2 separate regions of the Homo sapiens genome follow, and region 2 is linked to region 1. The links are chromatin contacts, found by POLR2A ChIA-PET in ENCODE. All regions are on one chromosome and are shown on one strand. Each heading gives the region's core, a stretch centred on a gene start or an enhancer-like site at or near the end of the contact. The rest is flanking DNA. Distances are from core to core; before and after follow the strand shown.

Region 1 (3,110 bases), core at 176-2,675:
CCAAGATCACGCCATTGCACTCCAACCTGGGCAACAAGAGCAAAACTCCATCTCAAAAAAAAAAAAAAAAAAAAAAAAAAAAGCCGGGTGTGGTTGTATACACCTGTACTTCCAGCTACTCAGGGGGCTGAGGTGGGAGGATCACCTGAGCCTGAAGAGGTAGAGGCTGTGGTGAGCTGTGATCATGCCACTGCACTCTAGTCTGGGCAACAGAGACTCTGTTTCAGAATAAAAAAAAAAAAAAAAAAAAGAAAAAGGAAAAGACAAGCTATATTTTAGTCTTAAATTGGCCTTTATCAAAATTAAAAGCTTGTGCTGCAAAGGACACTATCAAGAAAGGGAAAGACAACCCACAGACTGGGAAAAATATTTGCAAAAGATAAATAACTCAAAATATTGGCAAGGGGCCAGGCACAGTGGCTCATGCCTATAATCCCAGCACTTTGGGAGGCCGAAGCAGGCAGATTACCTGAGGTCAGGAGTTTGAGACCAGCCTGGCCAACATGATGAAACCCTGTCTCTACCAAAAAAATACAAAAATTAGCCAGGCATGGTGGCTCATGCCTGTAGTCCCAGCTACTTGGGAGGCTGAAGCAGGAGAATCGCTTGAACCCGGGAGGCGGAGGTTGCAGTGAGCCCAGATTGCACCACTGTACTCCGGCCTGGGTAACAAAGTAAGTCTCGGTCTCAAAAAAAAAAATATATATATATATATATATATTGGCAAGGTATCTGAATAGACATTTCTCAAAAGTAGATATATAAATGGTCAATACACCCATAAAAAGATGCTCAGCATCATTAGCCATCAGGTCAAAACCACAATGAGATACCGCTTCAGTAGGAGGGCTGTAATTAAAAAGATAATAACAAGTGTTGCCAGGGATATTGAGAAGTTGGAACCCTCTCATGTAGCTGCTGCGAATGTTAAATGGTTTAGCCTCTTTGGAAAATAGTCTGGCATTTCCTCAAATGGTTAAACATAGAGATACCATATGACCCAGCAATTGAATACCTAGGTTTATAACCAAGAGAAATGAAAACATGTTCATACAAAACCTTGTACACTAATGTTTATAGCAGCATTATTCATAATAGCCCAAAAATGAAAACAACTCAGGTGCCCATCAACTGATGAATGGACAAAATGTGATGTAACCATACAATGAAATATGATTTGGCAATAAAAAGAAATGAAGTACTGATACATAGCACAGATGAAAGAAGCTAGTCACTAAAGAGCACATCTTATGTGATTCTATTTATATCAGATATTTAGAATAAGTAAATCTGTAGAGAGAAAGTAGATTAGTGTTTACCTAAGATTAGGTGGTGGTGAGGAAGGGTTAGGGCTAAATGGGGGTGGTGTTGACTGCTAATAGTTACTAGGTCTCTTTCTGGAGTGATGAAAATGTTCACAAATCAATTGTCATGGTTGCACAACTCTGTGACTGTCTTAACGACACCATTAACCTCTCTGTGGCAGTTGACACTATTGACTGTTCCTGAAATTCTTCTGGCTTTTATGACAGAGTTCTATTGATCCCCCTGCCCCTATCTCTGATATTTTCTTTCCAGCTTTTTTCACCAGCTTGTTCTTCCACCAGCTACTTATCTGTTGGTGGTGTTGGGTCGTGATTTCATTCATTATCCATGGCTTTTAGAACGTCTGAGTTGCCTGTTACTTGTGAATCAATTTTTCTAGTCCCGGTAAGTGAACTGAGGAACCATCTTTTCAGTTGCTTATTGGACAACTCCCTCTGAATATCCCAGTGCTAATTACTTTCCCTCTCAGAGCTGGTTTTCTTCCTATGTTACCAATTGACCCAGTCACTTGAGCCAGGGGCTGGGAGCCATCCTAGATTTCTGTCTCACCCTCCACATGGAGTGTCATGTGGCTGCCTTTTTTACACCTGCCCTCTCATCTCCATTCACACTGCTGCTGCTTCTGCTACAGTTAATCTGTAGTTTATCTTTCACTAAGACTGTAAGCTCCATGAGATCTGGGGCCATGTGTGTTTTCTTCATCACTGTCTGTAATGCTTGGTACATTGCATGTTATGTAAGTAATATTTGTTGATTGAATAAATGAATTCACAAATGAACTTGTCTTCCGAGTTTTCTTCGCTCTGATCCATTCTTGCTGCTGAATTTTTCTGTTTGAAATGCAGACCTAACAATGTCTTTTACTTAGAATAATTAAATAATTCCCCATTGCTTAGAGGATAAGTCTATTGCATTGCATACAAGGCCCTCCATGATGTGGCCCCTTTCTGCTTTTCCAATTTCCTGTCCTCTCCACATCTCCTCTCTACCCAGTACCCCATTTTCCAGCTATGTTTCCTGAGCTGGCCATGCTTTCCCATATCTTGCCCTATTAACTAGAAAGCCCTCCTTTTTACCTTGAATTCCATTACTTCTGGAGAACTCTTATTCTGCCTTCCTAGAGTTTCTCTTCCTCTGTGAAACTTCCTGTACCTCACCTACGCAGAGCAGAAACTTGGTTGTAACTCTACTAGAGCATGCATTACACTGCATTGCCTTATTTGTTTAAGCATTTGTCAACGAACAACAAGGACTGAGTCTCACTTTTGTATCCCCATCACACAGTGACAGACACAGTGCCTCCCACATGGGAAGTACTCATTAAGTGCTTGATTAAATGAATAAGTTGGAAATCAGAGTAGATTAGAGAGTTTTAGTTTTTCTGGATGTGGCCTCTTAAACACTGAACTCTGGCTGGCCATCTGTGAATGATGTACAAAGGATATCAGTGAGGGGTGGATGGATCACAAGTTCATCACCACCCCAGAAAAACAATCAAAAGCATTGCTGATGATGGGTCACTTACATTATTATTATCCTTGTATGACTGAGGCCTGGTACTGGGCACAGCTGCAATCAGAATGGTTGTTCAGTATAATGGATTGATCAGGCTAACTGTTATGCCATGACATTGATTTGAGCCACAGTAAGTACAGGCAAATGGGTACACATTCTTAAGTCTGGTCACAATCAGTTGGTCACAACCTATTGTCTAAATACATTAAGAACATCTTCCTACCACATTTTTAATGTAATGTTCTTTAGTTACGACTTACATTGTACAA
Region 2 (2,921 bases), core at 259-2,758, 980 kb after region 1:
CTGTCTTGGGACTGTCCCTGGGCTCTGCTGAAGCCCTAAGCAGTCATTGTTTCTGTGGTTGGATGGGCTAGCCATTTCCTAAGGGTAGTCCTTGAAGTTAAGGACTAAGGGGCCAAAGGGAATTTGGGGGCACAGAACTGTGTTTGCTGGGAACTTTGTTGCCATTTCTTAAGACCACTCCTGAGGCAGAATTTTTTTTCATAGCCTCTTTCTTTAATTCAATTGATATCTGGGTGGTTAGCTGGGGGGAGGGGAGAGGAAGGAAGGGTGGGATGAGAGGAGAGCTTCTGTCTGAGTTCATGGAATGGTTTTTAGGTTCCTCAGGCAAAAGTAGGAAAACAAAGTTAGCTTTTCTCAATCTGATTCTATAGAGCAGTCTGTCTCTGTTGTTTCCCTTCTGTCCAAATTTTATTTCTTTCCCCTACCTTAAGGATGTTTAGTTACCCAAATGATCACCTTGAGACTTGATTCATTCAGTATGTTGAATAATAATCATAGCTAACACTTATTAGGATTACTGTGATGCGTCAAGCACTGTTCTGCATGTTTCATATTAACTCAATCCTTACCAGAACTGTAACAGTTAGGTACAGTTATTATTCACATCTTATGGATGAGGGATCTGAAGCACAGAGAGGTTAAATAAAATCCCTGAGGTCACACAGCTGGTACATGGTGGACCCCAGATTCCATTCTGGGTAGTCTGGCTCCAGAGCCCATGCTTTCCACCCACCCATAGAGCCTCTCACGATCTGTCGTATTGTATGCAATATATGACATATTGTTTTAAAATACGGGTGCCCTGTTACCCAGCTTTAAAAAACTCATCTTTGTTTAGTGCACATGGTCTCAAAGTATGGTTCAGGGAGTCTACAAGGTCATAATTATTTTCCAAGTAGTACTAAGATACTCTTTTTCCTTTTTACTTTCATTTTCTCATGAGTATACAGAGGAGTTTTCCAGAATGTCATGACCTGTGATATCACAGCAGACTCAATACCAAAGCAATCTATGAAAATCTAGCAAGCTGGGTGCAGTGGCTCACGCCTGTAATCCCAGCACTTTGGGAGGCTGAGGTGGGAGGATCGCTTGAGCCTGAGAGTTTGAGACCAGCCTGGGCAACATAGGGAGACCCTGTCTTCTTGAAAAAGAAAAAGAAAGAACAAAATAAAGAGAGAAAGAGAGAATCTAACTGGCTTCTCTTAAGCCAGAAGTTAAAGAGATTTGTAAAACATGTAAAATAATGCCACTCTTTTCACTATAAATTTTATTTATATTTTAGAAAGTATAGGATTTTTTTTAATTTAAAAAAATGTTACATAATGGGTTTATCGTTATCTTTTAGATGAATTAATAAATATTTGTCAAATTTCTCAGTAAAATTAATAGATAGAGCCCTTAAAAGCAAAAGCTCTCTGAGTGCTGAGGCCAAAGCATTTGAAAACTACCGATTTAAAGTATAAACCATTGCTATTCAAGTGTGGTCCATGGCACAGGAAGTTGTTAGAGGTGCAGAATCTCAAGCCCCACCCCTGACCTACTGAACCGGAGTCCATGCTGTTAACCAGAACTAGTTTGTCTGCACAATGGAAGTTGAGAAGCAGAGGTGTAGAACATCTGCACGAAGCGATTTGGCAACTCAGTGACCTCTAGCCAAATTTCAGTCTGGTGGGGCTTTGGCGAGTCCATTCTCCAATTATCTTGCATCCAAGGAGCTGAGTGAGGTCTTACCTATTTGAGATTCTTCAGTCCTACTGTCTCTTAAGTGGCCACACCCTCATCAAAGCCAGCAGCTTCAGAGCAGGGTTCTAGTGGTGGTTTTCAAACTCGGGTACATCAGAATCACCTGGGGGACTTCTGAAAGCACAGATGCTGGGCTCTGCCTCTCCCCACCAAAGATCCTGATTCAGCAGGTCTGAGATAGGTTCTGAGAATTTAAAGTTCTAGCAAGTTCTCAGGTGATGTTGATGCCACAGGTCTCCACACTGAGATCTTGATAAACAGCATTTATTCAAGTTCTTATATAATTATGTCATGCCCATAGGACTTATGGGAGAGAGGTCTTAAACTTGTTTCAACACCAATCTCTTAAAAGTAAAATATATGAAAAATTCAAAATTTCCGTCTTTGCCAAGGAGGCACCTGTATCTTTTAATAAGTGGAAAGCAGTAAGATATCAGGCAGGTCACAGGTCATTTAGAGCACGGCTGTTCTCTTAAAATGATGTGAGAACTAAGGTTCAGCATCCTTCTGCACTAATTGCAAAATCACCACAAAATTTAAACGAGGAGATATAAATAGCCTGTCAAGTTCATTTGTCATTATTTAAACTGATAACATGCCATTCATCCAGTTGGTCAGTGCTGCTCTGCACCAGAAACCAGGAACAGATGAGCGTACAAACCAGTGAATTGCCATCTCCAAGCATGAGATAACTTGGTTAGAGTCATCAGATTTCCTGTGCTCAAAAGCTGCCATAAATCCCTGGCCTCGTGTCTGTTCCCAGGCTTGCAAACCCAGTGCCGTCGACTGATACAGACCTTTCAGCAGGATTTGCTGAGCTAAACAGGTGTCTGATGAAAAGTGTGTAATCCTCAAAGATTATCATCCCCTAAAAGCAGCTGGTGACCCCAAACTCACATAATCCAGAGAGATGGAAGTTGGGAGTGAGTAGCTTGCCAAAGTTTACACTTTGGTGTTTGAGGAGGTTCATATGGTTTGGTTTGGTTCCAGGTAGTGGAAGATGGAGGTGTGCAGGGGTGAGGGTGTCTGCCCCTGTCGGGGGAGATCCCTGTCCCTATCCATGCCCTTGCCTGAGAACATTATTCTACTATGGTCCATTTACACTCTTGAATACTCCTAGTTTAAAGGGAAGGAATTTTCATTTTCAATGAGCGTTAACATTACAGTTATTATGCTGG

What was found. ChIA-PET counts read pairs that join two places held with the same protein, here RNA polymerase II (POLR2A).
Region 2: POLR2A ChIA-PET joins it to region 1 with 12 read pairs in activated T-cell. The contact joins two enhancer-like sites. POLR2A ChIA-PET finds 5 or more read pairs at or near these places in 3 of 52 experiments (B cell, GM10248 and activated T-cell).

The regions. Positions count from the first base shown.
Region 1 is chr10:74,032,011-74,035,120 of GRCh38, forward strand. All of the region lies in intron 1 of VCL (vinculin), which reads left to right. LOC124902455 (a long non-coding RNA gene) reads left to right here. Exons shown (of 2, transcript XR_007062197.1): 2 at 1-2,105. Among named protein-coding and RNA genes, the nearest start is that of VCL, 35 kb to the left of the region's middle. RefSeq lists an enhancer at 2,687-2,816. Within about 2 kb of position 1,426, at least 4 of the 41 ENCODE cell types and tissues checked have a DNase peak (open chromatin) inside an H3K27ac peak, as active enhancers do.
Region 2 is chr10:75,013,168-75,016,088 of GRCh38, forward strand. The region is part of intron 13 of KAT6B (lysine acetyltransferase 6B); the gene reads left to right. Among named protein-coding and RNA genes, the nearest start is that of SNORD172, 7.1 kb to the right of the region's middle. Within about 2 kb of position 1,509, at least 2 of the 41 ENCODE cell types and tissues checked have a DNase peak (open chromatin) inside an H3K27ac peak, as active enhancers do.